Regions from separate parts of the Mus musculus genome. Here region 1 is linked to region 2. Evidence: chromatin loops called from intact Hi-C (ENCODE). Cell type or tissue: heart. All regions are shown on one strand.

Region 1 (8,000 bases), 1.4 Mb after region 2:
AATCCCACCAGTCTTCATTGTTAAGCTAGTACCAGAACATTTTCTTCAAAATCCTAAAAATCTAGCACAAATTTTCTTCATGCTAATCAAATGATATCATAGTGAAAATATTAAGTGTCAAGATTATCAGCAGGATCACATATCAAGTACCACTTCCAACACCAATAAATTGTAGAGAGTCTGTTAATATAAAGCACAGCCTTTTGTTACCTCATTAAGATTTCTATTCGAATCCATCCTCAGCATATATTTCTATCCACTTTTTATCTTTATTACAAAAGAATTGATATAAATATTAGATAGATATTCTCTGAGATGATTTGTGTATGTATATTGGCCCTAAAACATATAACAGAAATAGATAAAATGGTTTGAGGTGTTTCCTTTTTATTTTGAATATTTCAAAGAGTCAAAACACATCACCATAATTTTTGGTAGCTAGTAAATATTAGTTATAGTAATGAAAAAGTATTGACTTTAGAGTCTGAAACCCTAAATTCAAATCCTGAAGGTTCAAATACATAGACAAAAACAATTTTTTTCTAACTACTTTGAGCTTAAACTTCTCATCTTAGCTCAATAATTATGACTTTGTCCAATCCTTTTACATATTTAATAAGGCAATGATTTTTAGTCTTTCCTAGTTGTGGGAACTGCAAGCTATAGCGATGACAGTCTTGGCAAGAAATTTCTGCTGGTGCAATAATGGCAGACACGTTATGGGAGTGACTAACCACTTTATGATTGGATTTAAAACCTGCTCCCCACAATAAGTTGGAACTTAAGTCTTATAGTATTAGCTGTACCAAAAATCTGTGGTTATCAAGGCATTGACCCTAGGGGAAAACCTAATATTATTATTCTACTAAATGGATATGATAATAAACTGATCCCTAAATACTTTTTTGACCCCTAAATTCTTTTCTTTGTACTCACAGGTTAGTGCATCTCTCAATACTCATCAGAGAAGCTTCTTTTTACAGTAAAGTACAATTATCACAGAAACTGGTGAAAGTGTAAACAAGAGACTGTGTAGTATTCAATTCTAATCAATGCTGCCCCCAGGCTTCAGGGATCATCACAGAAGGGCTTAAGAAAGATTGTAAAAGGAAGCAGTGTAAACCTCTTTAGAAAGCAGTGTTTTTGACAGACATAGTGCTGCACCTTCAGGACCTGCACAGGATCAAGCCAGCCAAAAGTTACAGAATGGATAGGAGAGAGGCTCATGAAGTTCCATCCTAGCTGAGGGTCTATTGTCATTGATGTCTGCTAGGAGAGGCATTGACAGTTTTCTTCAGGGATGCGCCCTTTAAAAGGTTAATCATGCTCCAGTATATAGCCCTATATCCATGCTCAATAGGCAAAGTCAGAGGGTTAAAAAAACAGTAGATTTCTGAGGGAATGGTTGTAGAGAAATCGGGGATAAACCAGAGAGGCTTAAAGGTGAGTGGATTTTATCAAAACACACTACATATAGTATGCATTGAGAAAACCTAAGCTTTAGCCATACATATAATAGTTGCAATTTTTTATTGGATATTTTCTTTATTTACATTTCAAATGTTATCCCCTTTCCTGATTTCCCCTCTGAAAAAACACCCTCTCCTCTCCTCATCCTTTCCCGCTCCCCTTGCTCACCAACCCACCCACTCCTGCTTCCTGGCCCTGGCAATACCCCACACTGGGGCATAGAGCCTTCATAGGACAAAGGCCCTCTCCTCCCATTGATGTCCAACTAGGCCATTGTCTGCTGCATATGCAGCTGGAATAATGAGTCCCACCGTGTGTACTATTTGGTTAGTATTTTAGTACCTGAGAGATCTGGGGGTACTGGCTAGGTCATATTGTTGTTCCTCCTATGGGGCTGCGAACCCCTTCAGCTCCTTGGGTCCTTTCTCTAGCTCCTTCATTGGGGACCCTGTGCTCTGTCCAATGGTTGGCTGGGAGCATCCACCTCAGTATTTGTGAGGCACTGGCAGAGCATCTCAGGAGATAGCTATATCAGGCTCCTGTCAGCAAGCACTTGTTGGCATCCACAGCAGTGTCTGGGTTTGGTGATTGTAAATGGGATGGATCCCCAGGTGAGTCAGTCTCTAGATGGTCATTTCTTCAATCTCTACTCCACACTTTGTCACTGTAACTCCTTCCATGGGTATTTTGTTCACCCCTTCTAAAATGGATAGAAGTATCCACACTATGGTCTTCCTTCTTCTTGAGTTTCATGTGGTTTGTGAATTGTATCTTGAGTATTCTGAAATCCTGGGCTTCTGGGCTATTATCAGTGAGTGCATATCATGTGTGTTCTTTTGTCATTGGGTTACCTCATTCAGGGTGATACCCTTCAGATCCATCCCTTTGCCTAAAAATTTCATAAATTTGTTGTTTTTAATAGCTGAGTGGTACTCCATTGTGTAAATGAACCACATTTTCTCTATCCATTCCTCTGCTGAGGGACATCTGGGTTCTTTCCAGATTCTGGCTAAGGCTAACAGAAGCAAATTTTTACAAATACAATCCTTGTAGTTTTAAAAGAAAATATGAGTTCTGTGACCACCTTAATTTCAGAGAACTCCATAGGAAATTTGGATGGTTTGATGGTTTCCAAAATCACATAAAAAAATCTTTATTCTAAACTCCCTATATCAGGGTTTGGCACCTCTGTGCAGTCAAGGGCTAATAACTATCAGAGAATCCAATCTCAGATAAAACATGTCTACCTTTACTTAAAAACTATTGGGCCTAGTTTCTGAAATACAAACTTGTAAATATTTGTATACACACACACACACACACACACACATACATAAATATGTAATACATCGAAACATACATACTTATATACATGCATATCCATGGAAGTTACTCCAAAAATCACGTATGCGTTGGACTTTGACTGTAATTCTACCCCACTCATTTTAACATGCCTTTGGTTGAGGTGTTAAAATAACTGAGTAAAGAAGCACAGCACTTTCTTATTGGCCATGAACGAAAACAAAATCCACCACACCATATCATTATTAAAAACTATTTGTGAATGAGACAACAACTGCCACGAGTGTGTGTGAACCAGTGAATTATGCAGTGCCTACCTAGCCTGACTCCAGTTGTTTCAATGGCCTCTTACAAAAAAGAAGTTACATTCCAGCTGACGTTCAATTGGGAGTAAACTACTTCACTTTTAAATTATAGAGGAAAATACATCATTCTTGAGGGTTTATACATAATACAGGTATGCATGCATGCATATACATGAGTGAAAGATACACAGACCATGCATGTGTGTATGCATGTATGCTTGTGACAGAAAAATAAGACTGTGCAGTTACTCATGTGTAGGCATGTAGCCCCACTTCTTGTTTACAGGAAAATGGTTCCAGAATGATCTTAACATAACACAACCCATGCTTGTTCACATCTCTGCTATATAATGGCAAGGGATTTTCATCCCTTGTACTATAAATTGTCTCTGGGTTTATCCATGTGATCTATAATTGAATCAGAGCACTGTGTCAATATTTGTTGCAAAACATTATTTATAAATTAATAGGGAAAAAAGATGTATGTACACAGACCTTCTAATAAAAATGCAGCAGTTTGTTTACAAATATGTTCTGCTCACAATAAACTGATCCCCCATATGTAGAACAGTGGTTGTGGGGTGCCAACTATTTTCACATACACACATTTTATACACACCTTGTCCCTTCTCCAGACACAAGAGGCATGTGTCTCATGGGGGATACTTGAATAGCTCCATCTTGCCTTTGAAAATTATCACGTCTTTTGCTGAAGAAAACTGTCAACCTTGTAGTGATAGTCAGTAGCATGGCATCAGTGGAACAAGTGCTGGTGTGAAAATCACAAGAGCTATTTGGGGCAGAGAGCAAAGCTGGGTAAGGACACACAAGAGAAGATCTTGCGCTCCCCCTAGAGGCTGGTGTGTGCAGATGCTTCCCTAAGGTTTTGGGTTTTGTTGTTGTTGTTTGTTTTAGTTTGGTTTTGTTGTTGTTGTTTTTCCCTTCTTGGTCCTGAGGCTCAGAAACAGCAGTATCCTTCAACAGAATAACCTGCTATCAGAACATGGAAAGTAACAGAAAAGAATCTTTCTTGTTTTATTTTAATCGTCCCTTAATTGGCCATCTGGAAAAACAACAAAAGAAGTAGAAATCTAGAAATCCCAGTAACAGCTCCCCACAGAACTTCATAACACCATTACATTACATGAATTAGAAGCAGTTATATATTTTGTGAGCCTCAGTAAGCAGCTAATGAACTGACATTTTCTCTTTTGTAATAGCACATCGTGCTATGTCCACATGACAGTATAAGTCTAGGGGACAGCTGATGATGTCAGAGGTAGCAATGACTTTCCCATCACTTCATAAAACTGGTTTTGAATCATCATTTATTCAGTCGTTTGTTTACACAGAGTAAGGAAAATTTTGTCAAACTTATTTTAAAATTCTATTAAAAAGTAGAGGGCCATATCATTCTTCAGATATGTAAGAAGTCTACCTTCCTTTTCTTCCCTCTACTTTTAAGTTTTTTAATGTGAAAACTTATTTCTGGTTGAACCTTTCCCCAATCATCTTCTACCCAGTGTGTCTCAATAACTAAGGATGTCCTTTAGCACCTATACATGTGGATTATCTACCCTTGCATAACTGACTTGACTCTTTATAAACTGCTTGAAACTGTAGAGAGTTTTAGAATGCCAAAATTCCAGCATTGTTTGCACAATGCAAGGAGGATCCTAAAATAAAACATGTTGGTTGAAGCAGCTTAGACTCTTCAAAGCAAATTCCATCATTATGTGAGACTATCAGAAGAATAAAGCATGAAATTGCTAGTTCTGAATTCATTGCAGCCTTCCACAGAGCACTATGTTATCTGGGGAAACAGGGTGGGCAGGAGGAACAGAAAGGAACAATAGTAAGTTTTCATGTGTTCAGTTTTGTGTATCTCCAGCATCTATTCATTCACTCTGTCTAGAGCCCACCTACTGCCATCTGACAGGCATTTGTGTAAATAGCACATTAACAAACTCTCTAGTTATTTATTGCTAGCGTTTTTTTAAACGCCCCCAAAACCACATCTTTTAGCAACATCTTATAATTTTTTTTCTCTTGGGGTTCTGTGGGTTTACTGGCTCAGTTAGCAACTCTCACTTGTTTGTGTAAGGAGACTTCAGACCAAAGACAGGGTAAAGGAAAGAGATGTCCGGCTTACAGAGCAAGACTTGATATGATACTGGCTCTTTTCTGGAGGCTCAAAACATTTTTGACCCTGGGACCCACATATGTTTCTGGATGATGCTTAGATTTCTAATCACCTACCACTTGGACTGTAGGAGGGAAATGGCTCCCAATCAAGCATTATAAGAGACTTTAGGAAGAAGTCACAAGCTCCTTTATGCATCACCTAGGGAAGAAAATGACACCTTGCTCTCCAATTACAATCAACCAACAAAATCATGAAAATGCTCCAGGTCTAAGAGGAATGAACCAAAGGCAATGTATTCTAGTTTTTGTGATAAGGAATGTCATACCCACACAACTAATGACAGCAGAATTTCCCACAAACTACTACAAAAGATAAGTGCAGCCCTGTGATTTCCATAGCATAGAAAACATTTTTTTCTATTGATACAAACTGACATGTGTTCTTCATGAATAACAAATTAAATCAACAAAACTTTACAGTGATGGTATCTCAACTCCCAGGTAATCTCTGAACTTCCCTTATTCCCATTAACATGCAATCCCTATGTTTAATGTTGCATGTTTAAACTATTTCCAGCTACCCCCAAAACATTACTTTTGGTTCCTTGCACTCTTATCACCTTAATTTTAGACTGAGTGGACTATGTCCAAGGATACAGCCTACTTTCTTACACTACACTTATATTAGGCAAACCTCCAAGCAATTTCATGGTCTTGCATTCTTGAAACTAAAGCTCAAGGTAGCTTCTTTTTATTTGTGTAACACAGCAGGATTCAGTGCTTCCTTCAGCCCTAAGCCATTGGTATTGAATGTTGAAGAAATGAAGAAATAATTAAGTTTTCAAACCCTCTGAAAATGGCATGCCCTTAGAACATGTGACTCGTTTCAGTTTTGTCCTGTCTCAGAATTAAATTAACTTGGATATAGAATAAACTTTGTTACTAAGTAAAATTTCTTTATTTTTTTCTTTCTGAATTTATCCCATAACTTATTTGTCCCTAAGTTTGCCTAATCAGATGAAATCTTCATGAGTATTGTGCCCCCACTAGTGTGTTCTCCCTGAAGATAATAGGTTATCAAATTAAGCCTGCTGAGAGCCTAAAAATCCATTTTCATTGTTTGAAATATCAACTTATACCAAGATATACAAAGGGTTCTTGCCAAAGCAGTGCTCCTTAAAAGAAGTCAGGAAAGAATGAGTTTTCCTACAATCGAAAATTTTCATTCCTAGTAAAACTATGCTTCAGATAACATGAATTTTGCATTTAAGAACATAAAAAAAGGTTTAGGCTCAAGAAGTAAACTGTTCTTTTTATTATCACCAACTCAGCAAGTAATCTTTAAAGTTCTTATGGTACTAATGCTGTGTCTACGCAAGCCTCCACCTAAATCAGCTCTTTTCATCTTGCAGGTCTCGACCCCTTTTTTTGGGGGGGAGGGCTTCACATGTCAGATATTTATATTATGATTCATAACAGTAACAAAATTACAGTTATGAAATAGCAATGAAATAATTTTTTGATTGTTGGTCACTTCAACATGAGGGACTGTATTAAAGGATCCAAGTGTTAGGAAGGTTGAGAGCCACTGACTTAAGTGAATATAAAAATAGAGAAAAGACCTTGAGAGGCCTGGAGAAGGGACAATTGCTGGCATGAAGCAGCTCATTACTTATGTAAATGCAACCAGAAAGAGGCAACACAAAATGGTGTTTGCCTTTGTTTCAAGATGCAAAACACATAAATCCTTTAAAAACATTTTGAATCAATCATGTAATACCCAAGGAGCAGAGCAGGTATACAAAGAAACTAGATCTTTCCCCTGTGGTTGCCTTTAATACTCATAGGAAATCTTTTTAAATATCAATCACCAGAAAAAGATACTTTTATTTTTAAAGTGTACTTTAATTTTGTGTATGTGTTTGCATTTGTGTGCTGGTTGTAAGCATGTGAGTATAAATGTCCCTGGAAGCCAGGAGATAATAATGTTCACTGGAGTTAGAGTTACAGGTGATGTGTGAGTTAGAAGGTAAACTCAGTCCTCTACAAGAGCAACAAACACTCTCCACTCCTGCCACCCTTCCTGCACACTGTCCAAGTGTTCCTTACCATCAATCCATACATAACTTTCTTAATTCATTCATGAAGTAGTGTGTGTAATGTGTGTGTAATGTGATGGGTGCGTATGCACAGATTTCACAGTGTGTTTATGGAGGTCAGATGACAAATGGTTCAGTTGATATTTGCTTTCTACCTTTGTGCTGAGTCAGGGTCTCTTTTGTTTTACTATTGCATTGAGTATTCCAGGCTACAGTCTGCAAGTTTCCACTCAGTCCTCCTGCCCTTATACCTTTTCTCTACATATGAGTGCTGCAATTATAGATGTGCACCATGCATCTGCTTTTTACATGCATTTTAGGAACAACTCAAGTGGTCAAGCTTGCATGCATACTGTTTTTGCCTCCTAAAACATCTTGCTCCTATTGCTTTCATTTAACATAAGCCCATATTTAGGAAACCTTTTGTCCAGACAAATAATTTTATTACTCATTATTATAGAACTTTCCCAGAACAATGCGCTTTTTATTAGTTCATCAATAGGAAGTAGTAACAGTTACTATTTCTTTATACAAGTTCTTATGATGTAGCAGAGGCTGTCCTCAAACTGGCAATCTACTGTGTCAGGATTCCAAATACTGAGATTACAGGCATGTACCACTATACACACAGCCAACAGGTATCTCAGTACTTCAGATTTTGTCTATACTCCTCCTTCAA
Region 2 (8,000 bases):
TGTGAACTTTGGGGGTTGGCTCTCTCCTTCCACCATATGGGAATTGAACTCAGGTTGTCAGGGCTGGGGACAAAGCTTTTATACACTGAGCCATCATCTTCACTACTCCCAACATACTCCTTGTTTTCAAGATAGTGTTCCACTGGCCTGGACCTTATCAAATAAGCTAGTCTGGCTGGTCACCCTCAAGGGTCTGCTTGTCTCTGTCTTCCCAGAATTGGAATTACAGGTGTACATGCCACCACATCTCCATTTTTTTTTTTTTTTTGAAATACTATGGATTCTGGAGTGAAAAACTCAGGTCCTCATGTTTACAAAGCAAACACTTTACTGACTGTTGCGTCTCTCCAGGCCAATAATGGGTCATGCTTGTGTTGGAATTGCTGCTCAATAACTGACAGACCATACCAGGCCAATGTAGTTTCATGTGGCAGAGGTTGATTGTGGGGGCAGAGGCAAAGAGGGAGTGACAGAGACAAAGGGAAAAAGAGAAGAAAGAGGAGCGAAGGTCAGGAAGGCTCTGCCTTTTATTTAGCCTGTGACAGAAGTGCTCACAGATAAAGGTGGGAAGTGGACTCTGGAAATGCATGCAATTGCCGTGGCAATAGAGGCACAGGTCCCGATCGCCAGTGGGTGACGTCACTGGGTTTGGAGCCAATCTGCAAAGCGGGTTCAATGCTGATGATGAATGTGGTACATACCTAGGCACCCTTAAATGTAGCTAGATATCCTATCGTCGAAGATGTCCACTTTGCTTATCCACCCCTACAGGTTAAAGTTGTTCCCAGGGTTTTGTGTTTTATGCATGGTTCCTATGTAGGAAGGATCTTCTTTTCTCGGAGGATATTCTAAGTATTGATTGCACATATACAGGTGTAGGAACATTGAAGATTTTCCTGCCTCCCCCCAGTGGAGACAAGGTCTTTTATATAACCTAGACTGGACTAAGCTTTTGGTCCTCCACTTCGGCCTCCCGAGTGCTGGGATTATAGTCATGCGCCCTGTTGCCTGGTCAGGTTTCTTATGTTTGTTACTGTTACTATGCTTAGTAGCGGTGGGATAGAAATTGCTGTTGTCTTTCACAGAGCTCTGGGTCTGTACAAGTAAGATCTTGAAAGCAGCTTCCTCAGTGCCATTGTTCCAGGGCCGGTGGGAAGTAAGTAAGCAGGACTGTCCTGCCACTGGCCTTTCAGTGGTTGTTCACATGGGCTTGCCTGTGGCCAGGATGGTGGAGTCCTCTAGCCCTCACTGCCTTGTTGGGGACATATGTTCAGGGATGACTGAGAAGCCAAGGCAAGTAGTTTCTGGCAGGGCCATTCATCCGTCTTCCCTTGACTACAGGGTCCAAGTAACCAGCAACTGAACGCCACAGCATTTGCTCAAACTCTGCTCAATTCAACCTGGGAAGTTCTTTCCTCATCTCCCCGCCTCCTTGTTTTGAGTCAGGGTCTCATGTAGTCCAGGCCATTCTCAAACCTGACAAAAGCTAACTCTGACTCTGAACTCTTGGTTTTCCCACCATCGCTGCTCACGTTCTGAGATTAAAAGTGCGCAACACACCATTCCTACTTTACATGATACTGAGTATCAAGCCCAGGATTTTGTGTGTGTTTAAAAAATGACAACAGAAGTGCCTCCCCAGCCTTTCCTTCTTTTCTATGGATGTTTATCCAGGACTACTCAGCAGTGTTCCTTCTACACCGTGAAGCAGACGAAAACACCTGCTGGTGGTTGCTTATTATCTAGCAGGGAGACAGACAAAAATACAGCAACAAATCAATAAGTAAAGTAGTGGTTTACAAAGTTCAATGCTAAGGAAAAACACAGAGCAGAGGAAGCGAGTGGGGAGAGCCGTGAGTGCAGGGTAATGAACAAACTGAGCTGGTCTGAGAACGTAGATCCATACAAGAGCCCATACACGTAAAGACCTGGGTTTGAGTTCCAGCATGGCGAAAGAACAGGATTCATATGAACCAAGACTCGGATTCGCTAAGGAGCCAAGTGGGTCCCAGGCAGACTGATAAGCCAATATTGAGGTGCTAGGGATGTGGTGTTTGATGTGTGCACTGAGTAGTCAGGTAGTGATCGGCCCAGGGTGAGGCCAGCAGGCTGCAGTCAGTGAGACTGGTGGGAGGGGCCATCCGTGCAGATCACTGGGGATTTTGAGAACCCTGTGAGGACCCGGGTTTAGACTTTAGTAACTGGGGTTTGCTCAGGAAAATAGCATGCATTGACTTGTTTTAAAAGCAGAGTTGGAGATGTGCTTAAGCCCCGACACAAGTCTCATAAAACTGAGTGTGGTGGCACATGCCAGTAAATTCAATCCTTGGAAAGGGTCAGATGTTCAGGGACCCCAGCTACACAGCTAGTTCTAGGCCAGTATGAGGTACGTACATCTAAGGGGGTATGGAGGGGCATATCCCTGCAACCTCCTTCCAGTGCCTTCTCTTTAACACTTCCTCTCAGAAACTCTCAAAGCTTTTCTCCTGCTCAGGAACCCAGGTGCCCTCCTGACTTCCCCAGGGTAGGGAAGCCTGGCTTTGCCTTCAGGGATCTTTCTAGTAGTGTTCCTCATGTAGGCTGAATTCCAGGTGTGGTGTTTGTAGAGCACATTTTAGGAATTTGAAATACATTTGACTTTAATCATATGTGTTATATAAGACCATCTAACTTACTGTATAGCAGTCAATCCCCTATTTTCTAAGAAGAAACCAATTATGTGTGTAATTTTCTGTATGCTTCTCTTTGTTTACACAGAAATAATCAAACATAATTTCTCTCATCATTTCTGCCCTCTCCCAAGTCTACTTCCCAGGGGTCCAAACACATTTTTAAAACAAATCACACTATGGACATATCCCTCGTTTTTTGCCTTTCCACTCTTACTGCCCTGGGTGTTTTCCCCTCCTCCAAACAACTGATGTCATCATCGTTCTTCGTGACAAGAATAATGTTTCCCAGCTTAGGGACATCCAGGTGGTTTCCAGAAACTTGCACAACAGACTTGTCCGGCAAGAAACGGCGTCAGTTTGCAACAGGGACCACTTCGGCCAATGAAAAATAAAACCAAAATATAACCTGTCTGAAGATGCTGCTGCGTTCCAGTCCGGCTGCACCTGGCGTGCAGTGCTAGGGTTGTGGTCCAGTTCGGTCGGCAGGGGGCGCGCCAAGCCAGACGCAGCTTCCAGGAACACGTGGATAAGAGCACTCAAGGAGCCCAGAGTGGCGGAACCGCCCCCTTAGTGTTCCAGAAATCTGACACAGCCCGTGGCTGGGTCAGGTTCACGTATTTGGTATCAATTGGCCTCCTGCCCCACTGACCTGGGATTGCTAGGGAGCGCTCCTCCCCCGCAAACAGAGCCTCAGTAGCACTAATGGAGTAATTTCTCCTATTCGTTTACAAATCCCAGGACGCCACTGCTTTCAAAGGCCTGGAACCATTCCTCTGCTTTTAATAGTGTTTTCTCTGCCTTCTATCCTGTTCTTTTAAGAATCTGGGGACACAGAGGCTAGATGTCCTTCCTGCCTTTGGTTCACCAGTGTCCCAATTTGCTTCCCTATTGCCTGGGATAAAACGCCGACCAAAACCGGCTTGAGAGAGGAAAAGGGACTGGCCTGAGAGGAGGGTGTCTGGCTGCCACATTCGTTTTTGACCCTGTGGGCTTAACTGGAGAGACTCCGCTTGGTTCTGCTTACTTTTGTGTCAGTCTTGCAGAGAGAGACAGATTCAGACTCCGGGTCTCTACCATTTCTCTTGGTTTCCGGATCCCTCTTCCATCCCTAGGGAAGTGGAGAAACTGATACCACCAATCCAACCTGCTCACAGTGCCAGATCTTGCCTGTTTTCTCCGGATAGGGTTGCAGCTTTAAACTACGAAGAGGATGTCAAATTTGAAATCTGGGTGGAGCGCTGCTGCGGCAGCCTACTGGCTGCATAGCCCGAGGCATGCACTACCTTCCTGGGCTTTCCTGTCTGGATAAAAGGACACCTATGAACAGCTCTGCAAGCAAGCTTATTAGAAAGGGAGCCTCGGGTCTCAGCAAGAGCAGCTCCTACCCACCTCAAAGCAGAAGCCTGGACATTTGTATTAAAGCAGACTAGCAAGGACTTGGACAACAAAGATATCAACAACAACCTCCCAAATGGCCCACTGGGGAGGCCTGTCTTTAAGCACATGCAGAGTTTAAAAGTCTGCTCTAGGGAAAGGAAATGATGTCATCTTTATGGTCATGAGCACTGTGGTAAGGTAATAACCCCTACATTTCTTCTACTGATTCCATTTTGTTCGCCAGTTTGAATCCAAAACAGATAGGAGGGAAGGCATTTCCTCCCCAAGGCACTTTAAGAAGTAATAACATTATCTTCCAGGTGCCCTGAAATGAGGAAGGTTGCTCATGGTGAAGCAGATACAGTTGTGGCACCTGGGGTCCCAGAAGCTTTTGAAAGTTGCATAGGCCTCTGACATTGGCTCAAAAGACATGGAATTAGTAGGCAAACAACTTCTTCCCCACCCCCTCTTATCTGCAGGGGAGGGATCAGTTCTCAGCTGGCCGGGCCAGTGTCACTGATACAGCTGGTGTCATTGTTACCTTCCACTAACAGATCACTCGACACCTCCCGACCCAGGTGGATTTGGGTCTGAGCAGATGTTTGGAGCCTTATTGTTGTAGAAACCCCAGGTGAAGCCACAACACTGCTGAAATGTGGTAATTTAATGATAAGTGATCTTAATAGGAAGCCAGGACTAGACAGCTCTCTGCCTCTGCTACCTCTCAGAGCCCCTTGGTTCTTGCTGCTTGGGTGAATAATGCTGTCCTGGCCGATATGAATCCATCATTGGCTGGGAGCTGAGACAGGACAAAGATGCTGTCCAAGGAGAGGTCATCTGGAGTGACTCCAAAGTGAGGAGCTAGGGCAGAATTGGCTCAAGGCGCTGGCCTGGCCCAGGGATCTTGTGTAGCCTTGGAGTTCTGACTGGCTGCACTCCGGTGTGCGTCCCCCACAGCATCATGCTGCAGCAGATCCTGCAGGACATGTACATCGACCCGGAGCTGTTGGCCGAGCTCAGCGATGTGCAGAAGCACATCCTCTTCTATAAGATGCGAGAGGAGCAGCTGCGGCGATGGAGGGAACGGGAGGCGTGGGATGCCCTGGCTCAGGCAGAGGGCCTGAGGCCCGCAAAGGTCAAGAGAGGTATGTGGCTTGGGGGTGGGGGTGGGGGGCGGGTCACCAAATCTTAACTAATAATGAGAAAGTTAACGAGTCAAGGCTGGGTTCTCCTTTCGTATGGGCACTAGTGTGATAAAGACTGGGGATTTGGAAGCCTTGTGCTGGGGCCTTTAGTCCCACTAGCTTGGGTTTCCAACCAGGATTATAGAAGAATGTGGCAGGGACTATGCAGGACTCAGATGGGCTGGGGAAGTGTAGACTTCCTCACTTCAAAGAAGGCGCTGTGGAATCTGATGCTTGACAATTGCATGGTGCATAACAGAGACCATTGTCTTCTTTCTTTTTCTGATTCTGGGAATTGAGTCTGAGGCTTTGTGTACTCTACTAGTAAGGTATATGCCCAGACCAAGGGCATATTCTCTACCCTTGAAAGACCCACAAAGTGAGGACTCTCCCACGTTCTGACTCAGGAGAGGCGACACCCCAAAATCCCCCACAAGAAACGGTCTTGTTGCAAACTGCAAGAGGATTTTTATTCAAGAGCGCTCTCCGGCCCACAGTCATACACCACGCAGGGGTAGAGGACCACGGCGGCCCGAGTAGCTGGGTAAGGGGGTATTTAAAGGAAGAAACCACAACTCAAGGAAGTGGGGAGGGCGTTGTTGGAAGATACCAAAGATACCAGTTAAGAGTCACAAGGAATACCTGGTAATTGTTAACTCTCAAGACAGCTTCTAAGAGCCCCTAACTATAGCACATTTGCATTGCAGGTTCTGGTAATGGTCAGGGTGACTTTCTTTGAATGAGCACTCTTTGAACCCAGGAAGTGGGTGGGTGGAGGAATGTCGCTATCTGTTTTATGATTAGCATACCTTTACAAAGGCCACATTCCCAAGCCTGGGCCTAAAGGCCTAGAATTCTGTTTTTACTTTGTTATACTTTCACCCTCAATAGCAGTTCTAGTCAGAATACATTGAAGATAACTAGGTCCTTCCTCCCTGGCATATAGACTCTGATTCTCAGCTTAGGTCTCTACTCTATATCACAGCCCACAGTGTACTCCACAGCCCACGTCTTCATGTGAGAGGATGCTGTGGGTTGTGTTTATAGTCCCACTGCGCATCTGCCAGAAGGATGCCAGAAAATTTCCTCGCATAATGAGTCATCATCTCCAAATGGCAATAGCAACTTCCGGCAAGAAGCAAAGACCCAACCTGTCTTTCAGGTACTTTATATTCAAAGTCATTTGTCAGTTAAAGCCATGTACTGGGGCTAACAGACCTACTTGGGACCTCTAGCCAGCATCAGGTGTGCTAAGGCACCTTGCACATTCTAGATTCTGCTACGGAGACTAGCTTTTGTGTATGTTGTACACACTTTATGGTCCCTTTGAAAACATTACAATAAAGTAAATGCAGAGTCACCAATAATGTGCTGGTGTTGCATACATTAAGTACAGAGATCAATGAAGCATTTTCTCTTGGTGTCATTTAATCAAGAGTGAGCCCAGATTTGAATCTTCTATATCTCTGCATCTTTCATTGCCCTCTGTCTGTTGTATGGGTCTGATTATGTGCCTGCCTGAAGGCTGTCTTGTGAATCTGTTTGTCCCTGTCTCTCTGTAGGTGTGTCTGTCCCTAACAAAGAGTTTGTCCTCTCTTTTATTGAAAAATGCAGAAAGCATCACATGGGGAAAGGAATAATGGGTTCTTCATGGAAATCTTTAACAAAGTGTTACAAGAGCTTAAGTCACCGACCCTAACTGACCCAGATAACAAAGAGTATTACAAACATTGCTATTTACCAATCAACATTTATATGTGGCATTCAACATTTTTGGTGGATATTCGTTTTATAAAATTGGTTTGAACCTATATTTGCTCTTTCAGAAACTGATGATTATAACACAGGTCCCAAAACATGCATTGCTCTTGAGTGAGGTGCATGGGAGCTGCCTTGTATGACACTTGCCTCCTGGTTCTTGAGTCACCAGTATTCCCTATACTGCTACTTCAGTCAACCGAAAGCCCTATGATCCATCTACTCAAAGATTCAAAGGCTAAAACTTGGTGCAGATCACTAATGCCAGGTAGATTAAGATTACAGCTATGCATTAGCGTAGGTTGTAAAAGTTGAATACATTTGAAATTCTAAGCAATTAAGGCTGGTTGTTGTATTGTCCTCTTAAAGGCAGATTAAACGAACAGACTGAGTACACAGTAGGATAGTGATCTTAAAAGTCTTAAGTGACCTCAAGGTATGTTACTAAGTCTGTCTGTAAAGTCCAGCAAAAGTTCTAGTCTCTTAGAATGTAAGGGCTATTTTTTTTTTTAGCTCAACTCTATACTTTGTAGCACGAATCCACTTGCTTTCTTTTTTGCCCCTGGACCCTCCCTCACTTGTCTCCATCTATTCATCAAGCAAAGTGTAGCTTTGATTTATTCAAAGGGTTCAACCCAGGCCATGTGCAGTGCAGGCCTGTTGGTGGCCTGGCTTCCGCCTTCCAATCTAACTTCCATGTTGGTCTGCCTCAATACATTCTTCAGGCATGATGGTACCGCCTCATCATGTCCACTCTCACCCTGGTCTTTTGCATGTTTTTCTTACTGTTGGTGATGTTCTTTTGTTTTATCTGTTGTCCCTGCCCCTGGAATCTTGGGAGATGCCATTGATGTACCTTTCTGGCACATAGGACCAACCCCAGTTGCATCATTTGCTACCCCACCATTGTTATTCACCATTCCCTTGTGTGACTCTCCCAGTAGATTCCAAACTGCTGGCACTCAAGCTACACTTCACTGTGTTTTCCTTCCTTGAGACTGAGCATAGA

The links. A loop is a pair of places that touch in the nucleus more often than their neighbours do. Peaks named below come from ENCODE experiments on the same cell type or tissue, not always from the same donor. Only the 100,000 strongest peaks of a DNase experiment are listed, where the experiment ranks them.
Region 1: a loop joins it to region 2, with 11 times the contacts of the local background. A loop is called at or near these places in 12 of 42 quality-filtered maps.

Annotation. Positions count from the first base shown.
Region 1 is chr14:39,528,789-39,536,788 of GRCm38, reverse strand. No RefSeq gene overlaps it. Among named protein-coding and RNA genes, the nearest start is that of Nrg3, 60 kb to the right of the region's middle. In heart, a CTCF peak has its summit at 3,930 (motif pointing left); no DNase peak of the experiment used is centred here.
Region 2 is chr14:40,889,976-40,897,975 of GRCm38, reverse strand. Sh2d4b (SH2 domain containing 4B) reads left to right here and starts at 4,662. Exons shown (of 8, transcript NM_177816.4): 1 at 4,662-5,194. The coding sequence starts at 5,011. In heart, a CTCF peak has its summit at 3,153 (motif pointing right); a DNase peak (open chromatin) is centred at 3,195; H3K4me3 peaks cover 576 bases.